Linked DNA regions of Homo sapiens: all the other regions are linked to region 3. Evidence: chromatin contacts called from ENCODE Hi-C or POLR2A ChIA-PET data. All regions are on one chromosome and are shown on one strand. Each heading gives the region's core, a stretch centred on a gene start or an enhancer-like site at or near the end of the contact. The rest is flanking DNA. Distances are from core to core; before and after follow the strand shown.

What was found. Hi-C counts contacts between places; a loop is a spot of excess contacts on that map. ChIA-PET counts read pairs that join two places held with the same protein, here RNA polymerase II (POLR2A). Pooled maps may share reads with other maps.
Region 1: a map with no recorded cell type shows a loop between it and region 3 (7-fold over the local background). The contact joins two enhancer-like sites. A Hi-C loop is called at or near these places in 3 of 37 single-sample maps with no recorded cell type and 2 of 50 pooled maps. POLR2A ChIA-PET finds 5 or more read pairs at or near these places in 2 of 52 experiments (both activated T-cell).
Region 2: a loop to region 3 is called in a map of naive thymus-derived CD4-positive, alpha-beta T cell, with 3 times the contacts of the local background. The contact joins two enhancer-like sites. A Hi-C loop is called at or near these places in 3 of 168 maps with a recorded cell type or tissue (mammary epithelial cell, naive thymus-derived CD4-positive, alpha-beta T cell and prostate gland), 22 of 37 single-sample maps with no recorded cell type and 13 of 50 pooled maps.
Region 4: a map with no recorded cell type shows a loop between it and region 3 (4-fold over the local background). The contact joins the promoter of MIR122HG here to the enhancer-like site in region 3. A Hi-C loop is called at or near these places in 1 of 37 single-sample maps with no recorded cell type and 6 of 50 pooled maps. POLR2A ChIA-PET finds 5 or more read pairs at or near these places in 1 of 52 experiments (activated CD4-positive, alpha-beta T cell).
Region 5: a loop to region 3 is called in a map of mammary epithelial cell, with 5 times the contacts of the local background. The contact joins two enhancer-like sites. A Hi-C loop is called at or near these places in 2 of 168 maps with a recorded cell type or tissue (mammary epithelial cell and prostate gland), 1 of 37 single-sample maps with no recorded cell type and 7 of 50 pooled maps. POLR2A ChIA-PET finds 5 or more read pairs at or near these places in 1 of 52 experiments (activated T-cell).

What each region holds. Positions count from the first base shown.
Region 1 is chr18:58,286,839-58,292,297 of GRCh38, forward strand. The region is part of intron 5 of NEDD4L (NEDD4 like E3 ubiquitin protein ligase); the gene reads left to right. Among named protein-coding and RNA genes, the nearest start is that of MIR122HG, 160 kb to the right of the region's middle. Within about 2 kb of position 2,758, at least 5 of the 41 ENCODE cell types and tissues checked have a DNase peak (open chromatin) inside an H3K27ac peak, as active enhancers do.
Region 2 is chr18:58,317,852-58,323,385 of GRCh38, forward strand. NEDD4L (NEDD4 like E3 ubiquitin protein ligase) reads left to right here. Exons shown (of 31, transcript NM_001144967.3): 7 at 4,574-4,635; 8 at 5,381-5,483. Among named protein-coding and RNA genes, the nearest start is that of MIR122HG, 130 kb to the right of the region's middle. Within about 2 kb of position 4,285, at least 13 of the 41 ENCODE cell types and tissues checked have a DNase peak (open chromatin) inside an H3K27ac peak, as active enhancers do.
Region 3 is chr18:58,758,861-58,764,826 of GRCh38, forward strand. All of the region lies in intron 1 of LOC105372146 (a long non-coding RNA gene), which reads right to left. Among named protein-coding and RNA genes, the nearest start is that of LINC01926, 52 kb to the right of the region's middle. RefSeq lists enhancers at 3,123-3,172, 5,294-5,563. Within about 2 kb of position 3,036, at least 5 of the 41 ENCODE cell types and tissues checked have a DNase peak (open chromatin) inside an H3K27ac peak, as active enhancers do.
Region 4 is chr18:58,444,554-58,449,791 of GRCh38, forward strand. It overlaps MIR122HG (MIR122 host gene), which reads left to right and starts at 1,710. Exons shown (of 3, transcript NR_170245.1): 1 at 1,710-1,784; 2 at 4,756-4,987.
Region 5 is chr18:58,335,330-58,340,543 of GRCh38, forward strand. It overlaps NEDD4L (NEDD4 like E3 ubiquitin protein ligase), which reads left to right. Exons shown (of 31, transcript NM_001144967.3): 13 at 149-208. Among named protein-coding and RNA genes, the nearest start is that of MIR122HG, 110 kb to the right of the region's middle. Within about 2 kb of position 3,807, at least 5 of the 41 ENCODE cell types and tissues checked have a DNase peak (open chromatin) inside an H3K27ac peak, as active enhancers do.

The DNA.
Region 1 (5,459 bases), core at 1,508-4,007, 470 kb before region 3:
GCGCTCCTTATGTGCATAAACTGCATTTGGAAATTTTCATGATTTGAGAGTCATCTATGGTTGCCAGTAGAGATTTTCCCAGAAGGCCAAGGATATATGGGGACATTTGACTGTTCTTTGACCATAATTATATAACTTTTTATTTGCCCAGAATGAACAACTGCAGGGTAACATTTATACAAAAGGAATTTAGTGTGCTTAGAGTGCTGATAATACTTGAGAAACTAGGAGAGCTGTTTTAAAGCACTTCTTTTTCTTTTTTTTTTTTTTGTTTTTTTCTGGGCTGTTAGAATTTGACATTGTTCAACTTTAACTTTGTCCTCATTGAACTTTATCCTGCTAAGGAGCTAAAAGGTCCATATGATCAAAAAGGCAGCTCTCAACCCAGCACGAAATTCCAGGCTCATTCATTTCTGTTTACCTACTGCCAAATAAGTCAGACAACTGCATACTTGCTTTACAGACGAATAGAGGACAGCATGTTGTTCAATAATTGTAGTTTAAAAAGTATATGTAAGATACATCCACAAGAAGAAAGATAGAGGGAGCATACCGTTTGTCTTCTAGTATAGGCTCCCTGCCCATGGAGATCACAGAGTAGAATTATGATGGGTGCCTTAGAGACCAGCCTCCCTCAGGATCATGAGTTCACCTCGGCACCACAGCTCTGGGCAACGTGGAATTAGACAAATTAAAGTAGTTAAGTTCTGACTTCATAGAACAGAATCTAAACTTTTGTTCATACTGCTTTTGTGTTCTTGGGCCATCTGAAAACCTTTTCTGTGTAAATATTCCTGCAATATGCGGTCTTACAGAGGTCTTATCACGCATATTTCCCTTTGCTTCCTTATGTATCGTATTTTTTCAAGAAGAAGACATTCAACTTTAGAGACAATGGAATCATTGTGTTGTGGCTTTAATTCAGGTCATTGTCCTTTTGTGAGTTGCACGTGTGCGCGAGCCTGTGTGTTTTGCTTGGAGGAATAGTGAATAAGCAAGGAGCAGAGTCCATTTGCTTTTTCTAACAGAGGGTGGGGCAGATTCTCTCACAACCATTAAAGAAAAAAATAAGATACCAGCAATAATGATAATCAGTCATGCATATGTAATCGTGTGTAGTTCATACTTCAGATTCATATACAGCTGAGCATGATCTTGAATGTTACAGGAAGCAAGCTTGAAAGTCAAGTTACAGTAGAACTTTGCTAATTCATGCCTGACTAATTTGCCCACCCAGTAGTTCCTACTGAAATCTTGCCATTCCTCTACCAACTTTCAGAAAAATTTGATAGCAGGCTGTGGAGAAGGCTCATGTTACTTCTTATGTCAAGGTGTAAACAAAAAAGAGAGCACAAAATACATCCATCAGACCACATGAAGTGAAGAGAGAGAAAACATCTGCTGAAAGCCGGATTCTCTGTTTTTTTCCTGCTTTTTAAATGTAATCTGTCTTTGTTTATGCATGCCCTAGAAACATGCATAAGTAACCCTGAGTAGTCTCTTAGTTTAAGAAAACCTACTATAAAATTTCTTGTTGTAAAATAAAATTCTAAAAGGAATAAGTTGTGGACATATAAGTATCAGACAGTTTATGTAAGACTTTACATAGGATGCAAGGTAGGCTGTAATATGATTTGGTAATTGTTTTATGGGGGAATTTTGTTTTGTATAGCGAAAAAGAACAGTGAGTGATTTAACTGAATTTTATAGTTTAATATTGTTGTTGTTTTAACTAAAATCTTTGGTTTGCTATTGCAAAATGAAAGAGAAAGGAAATTTTGGTTAATGTTAACTTTATTTCCAAAACCATGTGATGGATGCTGACCAAATGTGTCTCAATAGTGCCATTGAGGTCTGTTGCCTTTTTTTTTCTTTGAGGTGCTAAGTGAAATGTGTTTTGAACCTTGAATGTTCACTATGCGACGTTCTTTGCATTACAGGTAGATACTGCAAACTTGCTTCAAAAAAACTAAAAAGTTCAAATAACTAATGGTTCATATTTGTTCCAGTTAGTAAATATCACGACAAGGTATCATCGTCATCCCATGTTCTCAGTATAGATTCAGCTTCATTTCTTACACCACACACCCAGAGGCATAAATGGAAGTACACAGACAAAAGGAAAGGCCTGAGTTTAAATGTAGTTATCATGTTCAGTGTTCGACATTTTATTCTGAGAATTTAAGTGTTTCTACTGCAGTACCACAAAGTCAATCTGCATATTACTTTAACTAGATCACTTGTAAAAATAAATGAATAAATGACCAGTGATGGTTCAGTGACAAGAGTGCCAGATGAGTCATGAATGTTTTCACAAGTAAATTTGATAGTAAACTGCTAAGTTTACTGTATACGCTGTGTACAAATTAGCTCAGATTCAAGATTTTTGCTCTAACAACTGAACGCTCAGTTGCATCTTTAAACTTTTTGTTGCGTGAGAGGGGCTGAGGGGCAGGTGGGAGGAAGTCAGCCTGCAGGTGGGAGGTTTCTGTCTCAGGATTGCTGATACCCCTGCATGCTGCTGGGTTGCAGCCTTGGAGTATATGGCCTATGAGACATGGCATGTCTGATTTGATGGAAAAAGCAGCGGAGAACCAGTGAACCAAGCTATTCCGTGTATTGACTTTTTAATACGTTTACTACAAGAATCTGCCTTTTAAAGTACTTTTAAATAAGGTTATAAACATAAGTGTGTTTTGGACACAGCCTGCAGCAAGCATGCCTCTCGAGGTGTAAGATGAGTCAGCTACACATGCTCAGGGGCCCGTTCCACCAGCCACAGTAGCTGCAGAGGGTGAGAGCAACTGAAGCAAGAGAAGCTCTTAGTAATTAGGGGAAGGAAGCCTCCACTTGACACCGCATCACCACCAAGTATTTATTGAGTGTCTTTGGTGTGCAAGGCAGGAGAATATCTTCTATGGATTCTACATATTTCAGGGTTACCAGAGTTATAAAATCCCTTGAAATCTATATGCACAAATTGTAAATACGTATGCAGCTTTTTATAAGTGTTCAAATTCTGCCTTAATTGTGCTCAAGGATCAGGGTCTCACCCCAGCATTGTATACCATTGATAGTCATGATTTCCTTAGTGAAATTAAGTAAATTGACTTTCAGAGACTTTATTTCATATTCATCATGTCCCCATGTAGCCATGAAAAAATGATATGTTTAATATTCATCTATTTGTATGATTAAAACAAAATATCCGCAACTACTGACGATTCAATGATCAGATATTTTACTGTAAATTAATATCATCATAAACTCCTAGACATTAGACTTCAGACATTCAGAGCCCACTCGATGCTTGGCACAAAGCAGGCACCAAATACATATTTATAGAATGAATGAACAAATGAAGGAAGAAACAAAGAAATGACTAATGCACCAACCATTTATCAGGAAGTTTAACAGGGAAATTCAACAACCAGATTTGTTTTGCTAATCTTATTAAAGTGCAACATGTTTGTTGTAAAAATAGATCCACATTCGTCATTGAACTGGACAGTCTAAAATAGATCCAAACCCATTGTTTGATTATACTTCACAAATGTAAGGTAAAATAGATGATACTATCTGTCATTTGCTTGATGCTATTGGCAAATGTGAAGCAGTTACCAGCATAAAAGCTTGGAGGTTACTCCGAATGTATATAAACAACAGTGGCTAGGCTCACAAGTGGGAGAGAGTCTAAAAATAGGTAGGCGATCCCTTATCTCGTTGCATTGAAAATTGTGTTTATATGAAGTGATATTATTAGAAATGATGTGTGAGAAAAGAATTTCTGCAATGTCTCCTACAAATTAGAGTGAGAAAATGTATCTTTATGCAGCTTTGAACAAAGGATTATTATTGCTGGACTGTGGACCAAAATTTTAGTCAAGTTTTTTTTTTTTAATGAAAAGAAACTGTTCATTTATGCAGACATACAACTTTGTGTCCTATAGAGACTTGTCATCTGCTCTTAAAGTTAGCACCCTATTTTTCCTCTGGATGTCCACTGAGAAACCCACTGGTGTGATGGTCATTGAAAAAGAGAGTTGTGTCAGAATGCCCTAAAATCTTAGTGGCTTAACACATTCCCAAGTTTATTTCTCATTCACACTACCCGTCAACATAGGTTGGCAGGCATTCGGATCCACAGGGTCACACAGAGAACCAGGCCGACCGACCCACATGGTCACACAGAGAGAGAACCAGGCCGACCGACCCACATGGTCACACAGAGAACCAGGCCGACCGGCCCACATGGTCACACAGAGAACCAGGCCGACCGACCCACGTGGTCACACAGAGAACCAGGCCGACCAGCCCACATGGTCACACAGAGAACCAGGCCGACCAACCCACATGGTCACACAGAGAACCAGGCCGACCGACCCACATGGTCACACAGAAAACCGGGCTGACTGAAGTTTGCACTGGAGCTTTTCACAGCCCCCACTCAGAGGTGAGATAGGTCACCTTTTCTCATTAGCCAAAACTGGTAAGATGGCCTTCCCTGACCACAAGGATGCTGGAAAGTGTAGTCATCTTTTCTCTGTGCCTGGAGAGGAGAGAGAAGTGAAAATTGGTAAGCAATATTTCTATTTTAAAAGTGGTTAGAGTGTAGTGCAATGAATCTAGCACCATTGGTTCAGTTTTAAATGGACTGATTCCATTTGTCTAATTCTGTGTCAGTTGGCTGTTTTCTGACCCCTGAGAATAATTTAGTCTGGCTGATTCCCCCATTGTACCAATTGCCTGGCATATGACAAATGCATTTTTGCCTGTAAGACAATCTTTGCCTAGGAAAGACAGCCCTAATTTTTATGTCTTGTATTTTCCAGTAAGCTAATCTGGAGTATCAGTTTTTAAGACTGATACACAATTAGATGAAACTAATTAAGGACAAAACATTTGCCACTTTTAACTGTTGATAAGTGAAACTGAGATTTCCCCCCACCCCATGGATACAGTGAACATTTGTCAGCAGCTGGTAATGGCTAGTATAAAGATGTATTCAGTTTTCCCTTCCCTTCCTCTCCCTCCAGCCTTCCAGCCACCCCCTTCCCAAACATTTATGCTCATTTAGAGAAAAGCAACCCCAGTTCTCTTACCTGGGATATCACCAGTATAAAAAGCACATTCGTATAAATTATCTGGCCTTTAATTACCTGTAACCCTGTAGGAAACCCCCTGGGAAAAGTACCACAAAAGAACGCAGCTCTGGGGGTCTGTGAGAGGCACCCAGTTCACACCCCTAAAGGACAGAGCGAGCACTCAAACGCACAGCTTTGGGTGCCCTCTGAGGCGTGCACTGGCTGGTAGCAGTGGGTATCAACCATGGAAGTTCACGGAAGATTAAACCGCAAGTTCCCACGCAAGGCCAAGTGGCTGCCAGGACTTGGAGGCACTGACCCTGAGTGGTCCTTCCACCTCAGCGTATACTGTCACTGCTGCCTCTGTGGCTTCCC
Region 2 (5,534 bases), core at 3,035-5,534, 440 kb before region 3:
GGCGTGCTTCACCTCCATACTTCAAACTGACTAGCTGTTCACAGCCAACTATAGTCAGAGAGATGGACCACAAAGAAAACAAAAGGAGAGGCGTGAAGGTATATTCTTTATTCATGTGGCAGTAGAACCCAAGTTGCGTGTTCTGAATGCACGTGGCTTTTGAATCCAGGATTTCAGGTGCTTTCGTGTGTATGTTTGGTCGTGTGTATAGGATGCTCATGGGGAAATTACAGTGGCATTCTGTTTGTGTGATAGCACACAGGTATGAGTGTGGAGAGGGCGGGAGCATATGCGTGTATTTTGTGGATCGAATTATGGATGCTGTGTTCTTGATTAGTATATGACCATTGTCAAGGTGGATTATTAACAGTCTGTAGATTCAAAATTTGTCAAAACCACCAAGCTTTAGATAAAAGGAAATAGACCAGGCACAGTGGCTCATGCCTGTAACCCCAGCACTTTTGGAGGCCGAGGCAGGAGGATCGCTTGAGTCCAGGAGTTAAAGACCAGCCTTGGCAACATGGCAAGACCCTGTCTCTATAGAGAAACTTAAAGATTAACCCAGCATGGTGGCACATGCCTGTTGCCTCAACTGTTTAGAAGGCTGAGGTGGGAGGATCGCTTGAGCATGGGAGGTCATTACTACGCTGAGCCGTGGTTGTACCACTGCGCTCCAGCCTTGGAGACAGAGCAAGCTCTCCTTTTGCTTTTACATTCAGAGACCAAGAGCAAACTTAGCTGTAACTGTACCATCATTGACTTTTCAACTGCCGTTTTCACATTTGTCTGTTAAATTCAGTGCATCGTTGTCTAAAAATTCATATGATATTTGATAACTTGAATCTATTAATTATTTAGCGATAAAGAGAACTCTGAGATCTGTATTAACAGAGTGAGATTTCTGGCAGGTGTCTGCCTGTTGCACCTTCCTCTTGACTTGTCAGCTCTGTCTCCCCTTCCCCTGGAGCCCTCAGTAACCCACCTTTGCCCAGCCACAAAATCTCTTCGTCCCTGGGAAAGGCAGTGGGGCAGAGAGAGCTATTTTAAAACATTAAGTTTTCCTAAATCCCAGTCATGTGCCACTTAAGACAACCATGGCTGACTCTGGAATTTAAATTTTCCTAGATGAGGCATTTTCAGGGTGGTGGTATTATTTGATGCCCTGCCTGTACTTGGAGGTAGCTCAGCTGACCAACATCCTTTTACCCCTTTTGTGTTTATGGCTGATGGCTGGTAGCAGGTAGCAGGCTGATGGTTCCCTCTCATGAGTGCAGAATTCAAAATCATGGAGTTTGGAGGGACTTCAGAGACACTGATTCACTCCCAGTATTTTCCAGGTGAAAAAGCCTGGGCCCAGAGAGGGAGGGGACTTGCCCAGCAATAAGCAGGTCATTGGTGGTGCTGGATCTGACCCTGGCTCTCCAGCATCATTGTGAGCCTGTGATGTGGTCAAGGGTGTGGGCATGGGGTGGATTCGCCCAAGGCTTAGGTGCTTGCAGTGGTTGCATACAAGTTTCGAGTCTAGGGACCCAGCAGGGCCCTCTCCTTCCATTTGCCTGCAGAATCCTTTATCTCACTCTATTCCATAGTGAATGCACCTAGGCTGAAAGCAACTACTCTCTTTCAAGATGAAAGTACTGAGTATCCAGATTTTCTTCTGAATGCTTTTACCCTGGAACGGGGGCAGCATTGTGGCTATTGTGGCTAATAGCACTGTTTGCAGCAGTGTGTTTAAGATGGCTTTCCACCAGGAGCACCCTCAAAGCCATCCTGGGAGGCTCCACTCAGCTCTGCTCCAGGGAACAGGATCAGATTGGAACCTGGATGAATGCCAAGAAGAATCTTGTAGTTATCTATAAGATCATCTTCTAATTCAGGCTAGAGAATTTCAATGAACGTGAACTTTGATTTTAATGCCCTACCTGTTACTGCTTGGCATTGAGTTGGCAGTACTGACAAATGATATGAACGTGTAGAATTGGCCAATGAACATGGCTAGTGTTTGTTGAGTGTGCCAGGTGCCCTTGAGAACTTTATAGAAACCAACTCAGTTGATTGGTTTGATCCTCACAACAGCCCTGTAAGTTATGGTTACTGCCCCATTTTATAGATGAGGACACTGAGGCCAAGAGAGATAAGGAACTTGCCCTTAGCCACTTGGCTCTGTAAGTAACAAAGCCAGGATGCAAACCTAGGAGATCTGCCTTTTGACCTGTGTGATATCAGTCATTTAAGCTGCATAGGGTATGGACAGACTCAGGTTCAGAGTCCCTCTAAGCTCCGTGGTTTTCCCTCTTCACTCTCTTGCATGTTCTCTGCTGCTCCTAGATTGCTCATGCCCACTGGTGATCCTGTAGGCTTTGTCATACTGTTTGATTTCCTATGTTTAAACTGTCCTTTCTCCCTGTTCTCTACCTCTCAAAGCCTTCCCATCACCCTGTATTGTATTGAACTCCACATCCAAAACCATTTTGATTTCCAAGTCAGAGTCCGTCTGTTCCCTGTACCCCAAGTCTCACAGAATGTAACCTCTCTGTGTCAGTGAATTTGTTCTGCCTTAGCTTCTAGTGGATTGTTGACATGATGGCTCTTCCCTTGTAATTGTAACCATAAGGACTGCTATACCATGTTGTATCCACATGTCGTTGACATAATATTGCTCTCAAATTATTTGTTGGTTGGCAGGGCATGGTGGCTTATACCTGTAATCCCAGCACTTTGGGAGGCCAAGGCAGGAGGACGTCTTGAGCTCAGGAGTTTGAGACCAGCCTGGGCAACATAGGAAGACCCCCATGTCTATAAAAAATAAAAATATTAGCCAGGCATAGTGGCACACACCTGTGGTCCCAGCTACTTGGGAGGCTGAGGTGGGAGGATCACTTGAGCCCAGGAAGTTGAGGCTGCAGTGAGCTATGATTGTGCCCCTATACTCCAGCCTGGACAGCAGAAGACCCTGTCTCTAAATTAAATAAATAAATGTTGGTTTAATAAATGAAAAAAGGAAGGAAAACCAGCAATAGTTTTCTTAATAAATTATCCATTTATTTCCTTATATATATTTACAAACCTTTTGGTAGAAAATATTTTCAAAATGTATGTTTATTACTGCCTCATAAGAACAGTCTAGAAAATATAATTTACTTCATTCAATGATAGTGAATTTTGAGAGCCTCCATAGTTTACTACAGATCAGATGAATTGAGTGCTTACGTGAGTACCTACTTGGTGCCAGGCAATGTTCTTGGCACCGGTGATCCAATGGTGAGCAAATTCAAGTCTCTGTTCTCATGGGCTTACATTCTGGAAGTGATGGATAATAAACTAGTATGTCAACAAATGAACAGGTACTTTCAGAAAGTGATATGAGGAAGATACAGCAGGACGATAGGATGGGGGGTGATAAGGGTGGCTGATGGTGGGAACTCTAAAGGATGAGACCTGGGATCTCACACTTGGATGGCAAAGTGGAAACAGCCATGCCATCCAGAGTCAGCTGTCCAGCAGAGGGACCTGCCTGTGCATGGGCCCTACTGCAGTACATATAATCTGCATCCATGGCAGATGAGGACAGGATGGTTGGGAGTACAAGGAAGGAAGAGAGAGACTGGTTCCCAATGAGGTTAAAGTTGATTCAAGGCCAGATTATAGTTGGTCTTCTAAGTCATAGGAAAGAATTTTCAGTTTATTATGAGAGGAGTAGGAACCCATTGAGAGTTTAAAGCAGAGAATGACATAAACAGATAACATTTCAAATAGCAGTGCATACGTACATACATGTGTGTGCATGCACGCGCACACAAACCTGATACAGTAAATCACTGGACTGGTTTATCTCTTGCTATAAAAGTATTTGAAATTGTGTTTAATTGAAGGGTCTAGGTATTTGAGGTTTTACTGAATATATAGTATTTAAAGATTAATGAAATAGTCACACTTATTTATCCAATTTCCTGCTTTGGTAGGAACTTCACAATGAACTTCACACAATCAAATGAACACTGATTTCTTTAAAAATGAACAAATACTCCACTTGTACTCATAGCTTCATGAACTGAACCTCAGCAGAAGGTTGATCGGTGCTGCTTCCTGGGGTGATCTCTGTGCAGGAGATAGTCTTTCAATTCTCTTAGGCTGATGTTGTGAGATTTTAATACAAAAAACAAAGTTTCCCTCAAAGATTAAATCTTGTATATTCTTCTGTTTACTCCACCCATATGTGTCTCGAGTCACAGGCATATAGCAAGGCACTGGTGACCGCTGGTTCTCCGAAGTGAATCAGCTCTGTGAGACTGAGGCCACACCCTGCAGTTAGAAATTTTACTTGGCAATGACAGCTGTAATTTTGTCATTTGTCTGTGGCTGGGGCTGGCTCCTAAAACCCGGTGTGGATAGTGACATCTAGTGGATCTCTAGTAGATCAGTTCCGTGGACTGTCAGGTACCAAGTGAAGAAACACATTCAGCGGTGCCACATTCTAAAATTCAAAATATATTCTCTGTAATCCAGTTGCCTGTATCTAAAACATGAAATTATTAGGAATATTAAAATTTAATTTACTGTTTTTTCCCCACAGACAGAAGATCCAACCATGGAGCGACCCTATACATTTAAGGACTTTCTCCTCAGACCAAGAAGGTGAGGCTTGTGGGTATGGGTGGGTGGGGATGCCTGCCCTGCATGCTGTAGGTATAGGTGGGGATGCCTGCCCTGCGTGCTGTGGATATGGGTGGGTGGGGATGTCTGCCTTGCTTGCTGTGGTGTGGGTGGGTGGGGATGCCTGCCCTGCATGCTGTGGGGATGCCTGCCCTGCGTGCTGTGGGTATAGGTGGGGATGCCTGCCTTGCGTGCTGTGGATATGGGTGGGTGGGGATGCCTGCCTTGCATGCTGTGGGTGTAGGTGGGGATGCCTGCCTTGCGTGCTGTGGATATGGGTGGGTGGGGAGGCCTGCCTTGCATGCTGTGGGTATAGGTGGGGATGCCTGCCTTGCGTGCTGTGGATATGGGTGGGTGGGGATGCCTGCCCTGCGTGCCGTGGGTGTGGGTGGGTGGGGATGCCTGCCCTGCATGCTGTGGGTATGGGTGGGTGGGGATGCCTGCCCTGCGTGCCGTGGGTGTGGGTGGGTGGGGATGCCTGCCCTGCGTGCTGTGGGTATAGGTGGGGATGCCTGCCCTGTGTGCTGTGGGTATGGGTGGGTGGGGATGCCTGCCCTGTGTGCTGTGGGTATGGGTGGGTGGGGATGCCTGCCCTGTGTGCTGTGGGTATGGGTGGGTGGGGATGCCTGCCCTGCGTGCTGTGGTGGTTGGCTTTTGCTGAAGACGATTTTAAGTGTCCTTTGAAGTCACAACCCTTCTAACCAATTTTCTTCCATTATGTGTGCAGTCATAAGTCTCGAGTTAAGGGATTTTTGCGATTGAAAATGGCCTATATGCCAAAAAATGGAGGTCAAGATGAAGAAAACAGTGACCAGAGGGATGACATGGAGGTACGTGGAGGGCGTCAGGCCTCTCTCCTTGCCTTGAGATCATATTCATGT
Region 3 (5,966 bases), core at 1,786-4,285:
AGGGCTGAGCTTCACATGAGATCCCATCTCCTCTGTCAGCCTCTGGGTTTTTACCCATCTGTTGCCAAATTCACCCAGGATGCCAAATTCATAGAAGCACTCCCTAAGGACCTGCCCCTGCTCGCTCATCCGTGGGGCTCACATTGTCCTCCCTTTCTGATATATACAGCCTCTCCCTGGACACTGGCTTCTTGACCAGAGGCTACAACATCACCCCACAAGGCATTTCTCAATCCCGGGTGCCCTCTTCAACTCTCCCTCATTCTCTCCCACACTACTCAATAACACCACCTACACCCACATCTCCATTCCTTCACATCCTGTTCATGCCTCAGTCTCCCAATCCAACCTCAATTATGAGATGAATGAAAAATGGAGAATGCTTTTTTTTGAGATGGAGTCTCGCTCTGTTGCGAGGCTGGAGTGCAGTGGCATGATCTCAGCTCACTGCAACCTCCACCTTCCAGGTTCAAGCGACTCTCCTGCCTCAGCCTCCCAAGTAGCTGGGATTACAGGCGTGCGCCACCATGCCCAGCTAATTTTTGTATTTTTAGTAGAGACGGGGTTTCACCACATTGGCCAGGCTGATCTCAAACTCCTGGGTTCAGGTGATCCACCTGCCTTGGCCTCCCAAAGTGCTGGGATTACAGGCATGAGCCACCATGCCCGGCTGAAGAATGCCTTTTTGTTTGTTCAGTGTATGGCGGCTACAATCTACTTTGAGATACTTCAGACCTTTTTAAAGAATGAATTCCTGGCTGGGCGCAGTGGCTCATGCCTGTAATCCCAGCACTTTGGGAGGCCAAGGCGGGTGGATCACCTGATGCCAGGGGTTCGAGACCAGCCTGGCCAATGTGGTGAAACCCCATCTCTACTAAAAATACAAAAATTAGCTAGGCATGATGACAGGTGCCTGTAATCCCAGCTACTTGGGAGGCTGAAGCAGGAGAATCACTTGAACCTGGGAGGCGGAGGTTGCAGTGAGCTGAGATCACGCCATTGCACTCCAGTCTGGGTGACAGAGTGAGACTGTCTCCCAAAAAAAAAAAAAAAAAAAGAATGACTGATGAAACCTTAGTGAGGGAGGCACACGTGCATCCTAACCTAAGCAGGCGGTCCAGGGAGAGGGCACTGGCTCTCGCTTCAGCCAACCTTGCGAAGCCAACCTGAGATTCCCCATCCCTGGAAAAATGCTTCCTTTAAGATCTCCCAGATCATCTTTACATGGCTGTGCTGTCAATGAGCATTTTTGAATGTTCTCATTTGCTTTCAGAATTCTTCCTGGGCATTATCTGATCCCCTCAGATCTCACAGATGCCACATGCCCAAAAAACCTTGCTGCCGTTTATTTCTTCCTGAGGTGGAGTCTTCCCTTCAGTGGAAACAGCCCACCGTTGCTGCCACCCCTTCTGCTGGGACACCCTGGGGACTCGATGTCAACACTGCAAATCCCTAGAATTTACTGCAGTTCTTTTTGCTATGGGGAAGAGATGGGGTGAGCAGAAGTGCAAAAAGATGCCTTCTTGCCACCTAGTTTCTAGTCACTGCCTTCCTCTCCCAAATGATGCCTCCACTCATCCACTCTAAAGTCCCAATTCCTCAGCTTTCAGGCAGAGAGCCCACTACTACACCACTGTAAGTTGTGACTGACTAGCCCTCCCAGGAACATTGGAAAATTTTGAGGGAGAGAAAGAAAAAAGGAAGAGAAGGAATGAGACAGAAATCTCTCCTAGAAACAGCCACACATGGCCAGCGCAGTGGCTCACGCCTGTAATCCCAGTACTTTGGGAGGCCAAGATGGGCGGATCACGAGGTCAAGAGAACAAGACAATCCTGGCCAACATGGTGAAACCCCGTCTCTACTAAAATACAAAAAAATTAGCTGGGCATGGTGGCGCGTGCCTGTAGTCCCAGCTACTCTGGAGGCTGAGGCAGGGGAATCACTTGAACCTATGAGGCGGAGGTTGCAGTGAGCCAAGATCGTGCCAGCCTGGTGACAGAGCAAGTCTCCATCACAAAAAATAAATAAATAAAATACAAAAATAAATAGAAAAAGAAACAGCCACACATGGACCAGAAAGTTGAGCCTCTGGTGACTTGACTTCAGGTGCTGCGGCAGGCAGGTGGCCCAGGGAGTAACTGGGGAGTGAAAATGAGAATGCAGCACATGGACCAACTCCTGTTGAGCCTCTTAGCAAAAGCCAGCCCTGTCCAGTAGAGCATTTTCCAACTGTTGCAAAAATTACCCTATGAACACCTCTCTCCCCAGAGTTCAAACTCGCACCTTTGATGATACTGCTTCCTGCTGCCATTGCCTATTCTGATGTCAGAGCAGCCATTCCCATGGAAAATGGAATGGAAAGCTAAATGGAGAGTGAGTAGGGGTTAAGACTTCTCTAAAATACCGCGGCTGCCAGGCAATTTCATTAAGGAGAAACAGAGATGGACAATGTCATAAACATTCTCCAGCCATCAGAAGAAACCACTTCCAGGAAAAGTAAATTTTGTGGTCGTAAACACTCACAGCAAGGGCCAGGCCACAGGCAGCGTGGCACTGGCAGAGAGCAGTGGTTGAGGTGAAAGTCACCCTGGGGCCCAGGTCTCAAACTTACCCTGGCTAGACTGAACCAGAACATTTTTCCGTTTCTTTTCCGTAAATTAATGTTTAAAAGTTCCCCTCCCCACATAATCCCAATCTCACTTTCAAGAGATAATGCTATCTCTTCAGTGTATATTTCTTCCGGTTGTATTATGCATATAAATCTCCAGACCATATGGACACACACACACATATGCACACACACGTATGAGTATTATACACATACATGTGTACAGATATCTTTTATACATGTATACACACAGGTGTACACATATGTGCATATGTGAGATCATGCTGAGCTCACCGTTTTCCAGTTCCTACTTTCACTTCACAATAGCTCTTGGCCATCTTCCACCACAGTGTATTTAGAGTGACTCTATAAATAGAACGATTTCTAATGCACCTTTCAGATTTCAACTCTTTAAATAAATGCGACAAGGGCACATCTCGTGGTCCAAGGTCGTGACTGCTAAGGCCCAGAGAACACAACAAATTTGCTGGCTTCAGCCGTGCTGACCTGCTGGAAGATGGGTACAGGCTCCTAAGTGGATGCTGCCATTTGTGCGCCTCCCAGCCACGCACCCCACCCTCATATACACACTATCCCTTGAGGAACATTTACCTTCCTTCCCGCCCCAGGTGTTTGTGACTTGGTGGGTAGTGGGTGACAGAGATGCACCTGTGTCTTCAGAACACAGGCCACTGAAGGACAGCAGGCCCGGGGCTGGTGGGGGCCTGAGCATGCCCTCCCTCACCAGGCTGACCAGGCTTGCATGCAGTGGGGCAGAGGCAGTGGAACTATCCAGAAAACATGCCCATCCCCCCGCCCAAGCCATCACAATGGGAGCTGAGTACAGGGTCACTAGGACAAAGAGTGAATGGAACCATCTTGAAAACAGCGGTGATGTTTCCTGTCTCCGCTGGCACAGGCCTCCGTGGAGCCCACGTTCTTTTCACAGAGTTCAAGTTGCTCAAAGAAATAAGGAGAGGCCACTTGTGAGCAGTGGTCCTCCAGGTGAAACCCAGAGGGCGTCGGGATGCCCACAGGTTCCTCAGGAAACTCATGCGGGGAGACATGGGGGTGCCAGGGACACGCCTCCACCCCACCATGGCTGCCCATAGCAGGGTCCGTGGCAAAGGGACCAGGTGGCCCATGGGTTAGTGGGAGCAGATGCCCAACCACCTCCTCCAGGCCCCACTGCCCCCTTGGGCCACCACAGAGACCTCCAACTTCTCCATCCTCTCTGTCTCTCCCTCTCTCTCCCCACTTGCTCTCTTCCTCAAGGGCCCTTTCCCTGTCAACTACCACTGGCACCCGGCTGGAGGAACAGGGCAGGTTTGCCTGTTAGTACCTGCGGCAACTCATCCCCCAGCCCCTAACTTTGAGGCGATCCCATTTTCCTCCTGTATTCCCTGAGCTTGACACAGCTGAATGTGGAAGACCCCAGGGCAACAAGAGGCTTGGGAAGGAAGGTCACACTGGAGTCGCGGGGGAAGGGTCACCCAGGCACAGGTACTCAGCATAGACTGCAGATGCTGGCCAGCCAGTCCTACACCCAGCTTACTGCAGAGGCACGACCACACTTCTGCTGCAAGGCTGGGGGAGACTCTGTGGTTTCGGTGAGGAAGAGGACAAGGAGGTGAGCGAGCCAGGAACAGCCCCCGCATGTCTCTTATCACGCCTTCATTCCCCTCTCCCCGCAGCACTGAGCTTCTGTGTTTTCTTTCCCCCAAGACTGTTCTCTCGGCTGCTGGTGGCAAAGGAGAGGGCTGCGGGGGAAGGAGAGAGAAAGGGGGGACCCCAGATGATCCTCCTATTCCCTAAGCTCTCAAAGTCTTCAGATATCTACAGCTTTGCTGCTCTAACCGCTCATTGTGAAAAGAATGAGTCTTATACTTGAATACAACCCTAAAATCAAAAGAATGACATCTAACCCGCTGTTCACCATAAATCTTTTTTTTTTTTAATTTTTGAGACAGAATCTCACTCTATCACCCAGGCTGGAGTGCAGTGGCATGATCTCGGCTCACTCCAACTTCTGCCTCCTGGGTTCAATTGATTCTCCTACCTCAGCTTCCTCAGTAGCTGGGATTAGGGGTGTGCACCACCATGCCCAGCTGATTTTTGCATTTTTAGTAGCAACGGGATTTCACCATGTTGGCCAGGCTGGTCTCAAACTCCTAACCTCAAGTAATCTGTCTACCTTGGCGTCCTAAATTGCTGGGATTACAGGCGTGAGCCACAGCGCCCAGCTCGGCCCATAAATAATTTAAAAGACTGCATTTCTACTGTCTGACTCCATTTCTGTGAAGAGTCCAGGAAAGGCAAATCTCTAGTGATAGGGTAGGCTACCAGGGACTGGGGGCCCGGGAAGGTGGGAGAAACCGGAAGGGACTGCCAATGGGTATGGGGACTCTTTTAGGGTGATAAAAAAATGTTCTAAAATTGATTGTGATGATCAATGATCTACAAATATACTAAATTGGTGAATGTCTGGCATGTGAATTATTTCTCAATAAAGCTGGTTTCTTTTAGAGAAAGTAGTTCAAAATTTCTGAGGCTGTTTGGTTTTTGTTTTTTTAAAAAAGCAAATCATTGGCCCCGGCGTGGTAGCTCACGCCTGTAATCCCAGCACTTTAGGAAGCTGAGGTAGGCAGATCACTTGAGGGTCAGGAGTTCGAGACCAGCCTGGCTAACATGGTGAAACCCCATCTCTACTAAAAATACAAAAATTAGCCAGGTGCAGTGGCACACACCTGTAGTCCCAGCTACTTGGGAGGCTAAAGCAGGAGAACTGCTGGAACCCAGGAGGTGGAGCCACTGCACTCCAGCTATGAGAGGATAAATGCCCACTATTGTAAGGCCCAAGCTAGTGGTAATTTATTAGAACAACCCTAGGAAACTAATGCAGAAAGGCGGAGGGGAACCGCAAGCTCCTTTGTGATCCACCCCTTTGTCTTCCGAAAGGCTTCGTTTAGATTCAGAGCCTTCTGTTGCAGTCTCTTGCTCCCCCTCCTGGCTCAAAGGAAGAACTGTGCCCCCTTCAGTCCCACGGAGATTTGATCTCTCTAATGAAGTGGGAGGAGAGAGGAGTTCGCAAAACTTAGAAATGCTGTTGCAAGAAAAAAAAATTTTTTTTTAGACAGGGTGTCTGTCACCCAGGCTGGAGTGCAGTGGCTTGATCACGGCTCACTGCAGCCTCGACCGCCAGGGCTCAAGTGATTCTCCACTATGCCCCGCTAATTTTGTTTATTTTTTGTAGGGATGGGTCTTGCTATATTGCCCAGGCTGGTCTTAAACTCCTGGGCTCAAGCAATTCTCCCACCTCAGCCTCTCAAAGTGCTGGGATTATAGGTGTAAGCCACC
Region 4 (5,238 bases), core at 460-2,959, 320 kb before region 3:
TTACCTGAAAAGAAATATGACAACTAACAGGAAGTATGACACTATCAGGATGACAATACCTGCTAGTGAAATTAAGGCCACCCAGCTCCTCAGATCATCATCAACTGGAATGACCAGACCTCACTTCAGCTTGCATTTGTGTTTACTAGAGAGAGCAACGAGGAGTTTCCTTTTAAAGAATAAGAAGGCAAAATAGCAATGTGGTGTGAAATCTCATCTCTACAAAAAAGTACAAAAATTAGTCAGGTGTGGGCACCTGTATCCCAGCTACTGGGGAGACTGAGGCAGGGGGATCCCTTGAGCCCAGAAGGTCGAGGCTGCAGTGAGCTGTGATCATGTCACTGCACTCCTGCCTGGGTAACAGATTGAGACCCTGCCTCAAAAAAAAAAAAAAAAAAAAAAAAAAAGAAAAGAAAGGAAAGGAAGGAATGAAGGAATGAGAGAGAGAGAGAGAGACAGATTGAGAAAGTTGAAAGAAAGACGAAAGAAAGAAAGAAAGAAAGAAAGAAAGAAAGACGAAAGAAAGAAAGAAAGAAAGAAAGAAAGAAAGAAAGAAAGAAAGAAAGAAAGAAAAGAAAAGAAAAGAAAGGAGGGAGGGAGGGAAGGAAGGAAGGAAGGAATGGAAGGAAGCAAGGAAAAGAAAGAAAGAAAAACAAAATAACAAAATGACCTGAGAAGGAAAAGAAATAATCAGAGACATTAAAAATAATCGCCGGCGGATGGGTCTGGTGGCTCATGCCTGTAATCCCAGCACTTTGGGAGGCCAAGGCGGGAGGATCACCTGAGGTCAGGAGTTTGGGACCAGCCTAGTCAACATGGTGAAACCCCGTCTCTACTAAAAATACAAAAATTAGCCGGGCGTGGTGGCGGGCACCTGTAGTCCCAGCTACCCAGGAGGCTGAGGCAGGAGAATCGCTTGAATCCGGGAGGCGGAGGTTGCAGTGAGCCAAGATCACGCCACTGCACTCCAGCCCGGGCAACTGAGCGAGACTCCATTTCAAAAAAATAAGTAAATAAAAAATAAAAAGCAATAATAATAGCCGACAACAGAATACAGCTAGGCCGAGCAGCAGCCTCCTCTGCTGTCCGTGCGGCTCGCCTGTTGCCTGCTTCACTGCCTGACTGTGGGCTCTGTTTGTCTTGGTCCCCGTGGCATTACCAGAGCTTAGCAGATAAGGAGGAGCTTCATACATAATTGTTGGCGTGAACAAAGGAATGCATGGTTAACTACGTCAGAAATGACCAGTTCAAGAGGAGAATGAGATTGGCTTCCAAATGTTGGTCAAGAGCTCTACGTAGCATGAGCCAAGGATCTATTGAACTTAGTAGGCTCCTGTGACCGGTGACTCTTCTGTCTCTAGAAATCTGGGGAGGTGACCAGGTCATACATGGCAGTCTTCCCGTGAGGAACGTTAAACTGGTTGGAAGTTGGGGTTCTGAGGGGAAGATGTATTCACTAGGTGACCTGTCTTCTCTGCCTCGGTGGCCTCCATGGCTGCCTGCTGGCCGCACACCCCCACTCAGCAGAGGAATGGACTTTCCAATCTTGCTGAGTGTGTTTGACCAAAGGTGGTGCTGACTTAGTGGCCTAAGGTCGTGCCCTCCCTCCCCCACTGAATCGATAAATAATGCGACTTATCAGAAAGAGAAAGAATTGTTTACTTTTAAACCCTGGATCCCATAAAGGGAGAGGGGAGAGGCCTAAAGCCACAGAAGCTGTGGAAGGCGCCATCCTGCCTGCCACAGGAAGGGCCTTGGACTGAGAGGACCGGAGCTGACTGGGGGTAAGTGCGGCTCTCCCCCGGCGCCTGCCGACCCCCCTGAGTGATCAGGCCGTTCTTTGGGGTGGCCGCTGACCGAGAAATGACGGGAGGCTGCTGACTCCGGTGTTGAAAAAGATGCCACCCAGCGCCTGAGCAACAGGAGGTGTTGAACACACCATAACTTTGTCTTCCATGATTATTCTGTTTCCTCAGAAAGCTTGAGGAAAACTGGAGACTTTCTTTAGAGAGAGTAACAGATGGTTTCCGTTTAAAGAAAAATAACAAAATGGCTTAAGGAGGAAAAGAAATGATCACCCTGCAGAGGGAGAGAGGATGAGGCTGGGGAGGAGCTGAGGGCTCAGGGACGGTGTGGGGTTTTATTTCTGCCCTTGGAGTGGCTGGACATTAAGCCAGTTCTTGTTTTTACGATGGCCTGATTCAGCAATAACACCAAACCTTCAAACAAAATGCCGGCATTAGAGTCGTTCCTTTGGCATGCCTCTGTCCAGGTCATATTGTTCCCTCAATAGCACTAAAAATAGCTGGACACCTGTGCAGAAATGAGACAGTTCCTTAGGAATCCCCAAGCCTCAGCAATTCTCTTTAAAAAGAGTCCGTGGAGGCCCCAACTTGGCTAAAAATGTACCCAGTGATTCCTTCTTCACCACTGATTGGTGAGAAACACAGGCATGAATAGGTGCATGAATAGGGAACTTTCCAGATTTCCCTTCTAGATGGATTTCAATGAGGAAAGAAATGCTGCTTTGCTCCCTGTTGACAAGAACATTCTATTTTAAAATTTCCATGCACTTTCAAAATGACAAGACTCAGAAGCATAATACCAACTTCCTTTGTCATGTAGACTAACAGCCTAAAATAATCAAATGGATGCATTTAACACATCTATTTTAAATGGCAGTAAACGTGGATTCAGAGTAAAAAGCATCTCCACTTATCTTTCACTTTTTAAGAAATTTTTTTTTGGTACTGATGGGTTAGGTTTGCAGCAAGGTGACACTTCACAGTCCCCAAAGCACCCAAACCCCCTATGGGGTTGGCCCTAGAATGCTCTCAGCCCCTGGGAACAACATCTTAAAGCAAAGACAAGCTGCTCGTGCCCAGATCTGACCTGAGAAAGTGAGTGTTGCGATATTCCTGGTACTTGTGAATCTAAGACGTCACGCTGGGAGCTGTGGTGCATACAGAATGCGTACAGAGTGGTGAATTTGCTGGAGGGTCTGGCTTTGTAAAAGCTTCCTCCTTAATGAGCTTTTTTTCTCACTTATGAAAAGAAATGCAGGGCATTAAAAGAGGAGCAAACCAAATCTAGCCTGTTTTTCATACTCACGGATCCAGTGGGAAAGCTGCATTCTGAATTGGCCACAGCAGCTAGAGATGCCTGGAGATTTCATCACTGTTGGGAAGACGAGTGCAGGAAGATGACAGCACACAGAAATTTCGTGTGTGTGTTTTCTTTAGAAATGGGATCTCAAACAACTGGGCTCAAGGGATCCTCCTGCCTAAGACTCCTGAGTAGCTGAGACTCCAGGAGAAATTTAGTATTAATAGACTGCCATTCAGGAATGGCTAGCACTCTACCTTTCTCAGGGAGATCTCAGGAAGTAAGGCATAAAGAGAGATGGTGGGAGATTTATGTGGATGGGATCGGGGCCCAGGGAAGCTAAACAGAATCCCTCAAGGCCTTTTCCACACTGTAGAAAATTGTGCTGGCATTTGGACAAGTCACCCTGCTTAATATCAAACATCTTTGCCTTAAGCATTATTTTTTCAAAGGAAATAACGTGTTAATACTTCCCAACCAGTGTATAATGTTTCTATTTGTTATTAGCTCGTACTATTTAAGTTCAGTTGTTAAGTTTGAAAATACTAGAACATTAAAAATCTGCAGAATGAGAAATTATTTTGTGAATGTTTAAAATATTCAAAAGTGGATCCTGACACTAACCACTTTTAATTTATTTTACTAGCGATATATTATTGGATGACTTTTTTTTTTTAAAAAAAGAAAACCTTCTGCTTGTTTGTTTAAACTGCTTTGTAAATTGACAGTTTAACCACCTCTGCAGAAACAAAGTAGTAATAAAAGATGTTGGCCATTTTAGCAATGTTTAAAAATTGCTCACAAGACAGAAAATGATTGGCACTCAATATGTGTTTAGTGATTGATGCAATAATACCATAAAATTATTGTACTGCATAATAAAGTATTTCACTAATAATTTGCTAAAAAATTAGCCTGAGGCCTGCCACTCAGCACAGCACTAACTTTTCATGCTTGTGACAAGTTGTATATGAGCAGGATGGGTTCCAACCTTCCCAATTTCAGAAGAGTATTTTGCAAGAAGGAATTTGTATTGAGAGTCCAGAAAGAAAATTGCCTAAAAGTTTTTAAATCCTCATTTTTCTCAATAAAAAAGTGCCATATGAATCATAAATTAACAAATGCACACAAAAGGAGAAAATGAAAACAAACCATAATTTCTCTACTGAAAGATAACCATGGTTAACATTTGATGTTTTGGCCTCAGGCATGTATGCATTTTTTCACAGAAAGGGACTCATACTGTGTATATTGTTTTATAAACTGTTTTTTAATTCAATAACATATCTTGAATTTCCAAGTCTACCAGACTTTTCTACAGAATCAATTTAAATAATTATGGTCTATCATAAATATATTACTCTTCTCCTATAGCTGGACATTTAGGTTGTTTCCAATGTTTACCCTTATAAACAATGCCACTATGAGCAACCTTATAGGTAAATCTTTCTACAAATTTTTGACATTTTCCTGGAGATAGATTTCTGGGCCATAGAAATTGAGGTTGATTTGGGGTGGGGGGAGTTGGTAAGATTTACCTGTAAAGGTTGATTTGGGGGGTGGGGAGTTGGTAAGATTTACCTGTAATGCATTAACTTCCTCATCTCTTTTCATCTTCCATCTGTTCCTTCCCTTTTCTGTATTTTGCAGATTATTCAAAGCCAAAAGCCAACAGAGCCCCCATGGAGAAGTGGAGGATGCTCAGATACTGCTATGGAGCCCTGAGAAGTGAAATGGGTCCAAGCCCTTGCCCAGGATAGAGCGCTCCAAGCGCATCCTCCGGGGACCCTTTTAATCAGTGAATTGTTCACCTCTCACTGTTTCTTCCCAGCAGAGCTAAGAGACTTCTAGAGCCTCTTGTGGATGGTCAGCGATAGCCCTGGTATGACCAGGAGGTGGCGATTTCTGTTCTAGGTCCCTCAGCAAAGACTAAGCAGGACAAGCCTGGCTACTGTGTTAGGAGGAGCTGTAGGGAAAGGGAAGGACAAGATGGGCCACCACATGCCTGTGTCCACTGCTGGCCACACCCAGAGTGCTAGGGGTTTGTGGCAGTGACTGGGGCCACCTAGAGCAGTTCTAGGGTTCGTAGTCATTCTCTCTGAGTCATGGAAAACTGCCCAGGAGGCGAGTCCC
Region 5 (5,214 bases), core at 2,557-5,056, 420 kb before region 3:
CTGCTGGCTTTGTCTGGATAGGGTGGGTTTCAGGGATTCTGATCTCACGTCACCTGCCTTACAGCGCTGCCACAGCAGTGGGCCCTGATTCAGACAGCAGGGGGTCATCCCCTAAGTGCATTTCACTGATGTAAATTATCATTCACAGCCCAGTGCCCCAGCTGGGAGAGCGCGTTCATCAACTGTCACGGGTGGTGAGGAACCAACGGTAATGATCCACTTTATCAGACATCAATAGCAAGAGGCCGTGAGGCAGTTTTAATATTTCGTGTAGTGGTGAATATACGCTGTTTTTAAAAATAAGATTAGCTCCTTTGTGCTACAGAGCTGCACACGTTTCTTATTTTAAGCTTCTCATTTGGGGATTGTTTAAAGGTACTGGGTAAAATAGAATGATTTTTTTAGTCCCACATAATTTTATTAGGAATACTATCAGGCTTTGGTTAAGTGCATTTAACTTGACCATTTAGAAGATATTTTTGACTTTTAGTGTTTGTACTCCTGATAAGTTTTTCCATTTCATTAGAATGCTTGGTTAAAGTAATTTGGTTGGAAGATCATCAAAGAAGCCACAGGAATTGCATGAGACTGTGTGTGTGATTCCTGGATGTGCCCAGGGCCCTTCTCTTTTCTGTATCTCCCCTACCACATTTTTCACAGGGGGTTAGACTTTTCTTGTCCCCAGAATGCACCATGACCCTTTCTCTGCCACCAGGGGCTCTCCTCACACAATGAACAAGTTTCCGTAATTCCAAGGGAACATAATTAGGATATATAAGTGATCTAGAAAAATTTATGTTTCTCTAAGCCAACCATTCTTATTCATTATTTTAAAGAATGTATGGTATTCCTGTCTGTGGGTGACTTAGATTTGTATTTTAATTGCCTGTTTTCTACTTGATCCCTAAAGTTAGGCTAGCTTATAGTTTATGCTTCGCACTGCAATAGCTGTTTAAAGAATTTCCTGGCCGGGCACGGTGGCTCACGCCTGTAATCCCAGCACCTTGGGAGGCTGAGGCAGGTGGATCATGAGGTCAGGAGATCGAGACCATCCTGGCTAACACAGTGAAACCCCGTCTCTACTAAAAGTACAAAAAATTAGCCGGGCGTGGTGGTGAGCACCTGTAGTCCCAGCTACTCGGGAGGCTGAGGCAGGAGAATGGCGTGAACCCGGGAGGCAGAGGTTGTGGTGAGCTGAGATCGCACCACTGCTCTCCACCCTGGGCGACAGAGCGAGACTCCATCTCAAAAAAAAAAAAAGAATTTCCTTATTGTTTCACCTGTGTTGTATTTTGCTATAACTGCTCATTACTTGTGGATAACTTTACGTATACAATTGCTGATTTTCTAAAGATGTTGATGACTTCAATTTAATGCTCAGCATTGTACAGAGGAAAATCAAACTGGCAACAGTCAGCCCCAGAACACTCAGCTCAGGTTAAGATATTGAGCTACAGTGGTTTACATGAGTCATGTGTTGAGTGAGGCAGCCTCCAGTAGAATTCAAGAAATTCTACATGAACTATTACCCACCGTGCACTTGTAATTTCTGTGGGAGTAGTGGAGCTTTGAGGGGGACAAGATCGTTTTGTGAGATAATTTTAGTTGAATTCAGTGCTGATGAACATCATCTGTATATCACCTATTTTTGTATTTTGTTGGCCTTGCAACCTGCGTGTAGCTTTGGAGTGTTGTGGTAGCTGATGTAGTAAATGAAGTAGGAATGGAATCATTGCAGTACCAGGCTCCATGGCAAGGGTCACCTGGCAGGACAAGGTGACCCCTCTGAATGAGATCCCGGGTGGCACGTTAGACTGCCATTTTCTTGCCTTCTTGCCTGCACTCTCCCCTCCCCGTCACTGAGTTTCAGCATGGGTTGGGTGTTTTCTTTCCACAGGCTTGGCAATATTCATTCCTAAGTGTTTCATCTACTTTGGTAGATGTAGATAGATCTCCCTACCTACTTAGGTTTGAAAGGATCACATCCATTTCTCTTCTGCTGTATCCTGCATGTTTCTCTTCCACATCCTTTGTCGTGAATGCCCTTGACTTCCTGTCTTGCAATTCTGTCTCTTCACCCCGTGTTTCCCTCTTTGGCATCCCCTCTGTTCCTCTGCACATCACTCACACTGAAGTGTATTGTCCTGGGCTGGAGCCATCATGGTATTATATCATCTCACTGCCCCTGTGCTCTCACAGACATACGGCTGTGTACACATAGGTACACATTGTGCCACTTTATTTTATTTTTTTTAAATGGGATGTCATGTATACATTACTTAGCAACTTGGTTTTTTTTTAACTTATGTTCATTCTTCTGGGACATGTTAATAATTACATAATATTCACTGACGTAAAGGCACTACAGTGTTAATTTCCCGACATTCAAGGACTTTCTGCTCCCCCTACCCTGCCCTTTCAACTCCATACGCTGTGCTGAAGTAACCGTCCTGATATAGCTTTCTTTCTATGATAGTGCTTTCATTCCTGTAGTCTAATAAACAGGCCCTGATTCTCAGCCAAGAAACCACAGCCCTTTGATTTATGGCAAATAAACGCACAGTGGTGTCACTTTCTGGCAGACTAAGCCAGGGCCCTCCCCATGAGATAAAAGGAGAGGGATAGCACAGTCCTTTCAGTCTTTGTTGTATATATTCTAAAAATACACGAGCCACCATTACTGGGTTGGTGCAAGTCTTGGCAAATCTGTGATGGTCAGTGTCAAAGTGGTTATTTTTAAAAGCATATTGAAACTTCTGCAGTTTACAATCGTGTTCTTTATTTTAATGAAAGAAACAGAGCCACTAGGAAGTTCTAGCTAATGGCTTTTGGGCATCACAAAGCAGTAGTGTATTCAGTCTATGATGAAAAGCTGTGAAATGTTAAACTAAGTCGCCATTTCTAACTGGTTTGATTACTTTTTTGTTAAGCTAGGGTGGAACATGCTCACAAGCACAGAACAGCAGAAGGCTGGTTTTGGCTTCCTGGCGGGCCCTTCCATGGCCTGTCTGTAGAAGCTGAGTCCTGCCCCCTCAACTAGCCGTGCAGGGTGGGAGGCAGTGTGAGTTACAAATGGAATCATCAGCACAAGTTGTTCTATGTGGTCATTTGGAGAGAACACTGTAAAGAAACATTTCCAAATTGCCCTCTCACATAAATGTAACTAAATTACAGGTTGCCAGTTCAGTTCTCAATAGAAGAGAGAATGAGCATTTTAATCAAATTCAGCGTTCTGTACTACACTCCTAATTTTCCACAAACTGATTAGTGCTATTCACTGTGGCTGTATGAAAGTAACCTGTATGGCCAGGTGCAGTGGCTCACACTGGTAATCCCAGCACTTTGGGAGGCTGAAGCGGGTGGATCAATTGAAGTCAGCAGTTCGAGACCAGCCTGACCAACGTGGTGAAACCCTGCCTCTACTAAAAATACAAAAATTAGCTGGGCATGGTGGCGCTTGCGTATAATCCCAGCTACTCAGGAGGCTAAGGCAGGAGAATCACTTGAACATGGGAGGCGGAGGTTGCAGTGAGCCAAGATTGTGCCACTGTACTCCAGCCTGGGCGACAGAGCAATACTCTGTCTCAAAAAGGAAAAAACAAAGTAACCTGGTTGCTAGAATTCATACAGCTTTAGGATTCAGTTCTGACATGATCTATGACACATCCATGTGCTTTCAGTTGATCAGTTGCCTCCCAAGTGTCCTTTCCAGAGATTGAGTAACTGCAAAAATATCCTTAAGGTTTCCAGAGCTAAGGTTTCCGGAGCTGAGTTTTCCAGGGGCGGGGCCAGGGGGAGTGGGGAGTTATGGGAGGGAAGGGGCCTGGGAGAGGGGGAAGTGGATCACCAGAACGGCTGAAGGGGAGGGCTCTGGGCGGAGGGAGCTGAGAATGTAACACATTCCATTTAGTATTTCATTGATTGTATAAACAATAGTAGGTCAAAACTTGATAGCACATACTTTGCCAGAGATACTAATTGACCAGGAACTTAGGTTACAACTTAGCTCAGCAGGGGAGTCCATTGAAGTGCCCGGATCCACGTAGCTCTTTGTGTTGGCATCGCTGCTAGAGGAGGAGGGGAGGAAGGAGCTTCACTCAGGCTGCATGCTAATTCATCGATGTTTAATATTCATGAAAGGATTAAGTCAGTGTTGATGTTTCTTCTGCTCCTGCTGAGTCTCCACACCTGGATCCAGAATGCTCCATGATCCGAGTCTTTGTGTCTTTATAAACTATCTTTAGGGAGCTTTAGGACTTTATCTCGGGAAATATTAAGGAAATGGTTTTCCTTAATATCAGCAGAAAGTTTTCTTACACATAATCTAAAATCAGCTGCTTCATGATCTTACCCAGGTGATCTTTCTCTGAATTGTGCTTTTAAGCCTGGGAGGTTAACATACTGCTTCTCTGTGGATGGGGTTTTCAAATTACCCGGCAGCATCCTTGTTGGTGCTTTCTCTAATTTGAGATCCTGGAGTCCACCAGGGAACTCCAGGTGACCACCTTCACCAAGACACATTGCTGGTAGTGCAGGGAAAAGGTGGCATAAGCACAGGAAGAAGTTAGGTTCAGAGGAAATTTGTATCCTCAGCCTAATAGCAAGAAAACGACAACTGCTAAAATATCTGGAAGTAAAAGAAGCAGCTTCCTTTTGTAACCTCACGTGAGAGGTTATTCCTAAGGCATGGGCTCCTCCTATACCTTTAGATTCCCCTAGGAGCCGTGGTATAGCTGTGGTCGGCTTCTGGTTTCTGAGCTTTTCCCCACTTAGAGCTCTTTCACAGGCACAGATATTACATGCATCGCCTATGCATTCAAGCCCTCCTGGGACAGCCCTGATCTCCAGCATCTGTCCCAGTGCCTCCATACATCATCAACACATCCTTGTTTTTCAGTGTTTCTCCATCCACACTGCATTTCTTAGACTGCTTCTCAGGGATCTTCTTGTGATCAAATGTGGACTGTCTAAATACAGTCACTCTATGCGGGGCAGGTCTCTAAACCCAAAAACTGCCAAGCTGTGTTCACCTTCAAAGAAACACACTCCTATCAGCAGACTTGGGTGCACATAGCCTGGGGTGTGAGGCTGGGTGCTGGGAGACTTCCTGAGCTGGGGCACACAGATGTCCTGGGTGGTCCTCCAGATTATATGCTACTGTGTGACCATCAGTATCCTAGAGAAGGGGCTCTGTGTTGGGATTTTAAAATTTTG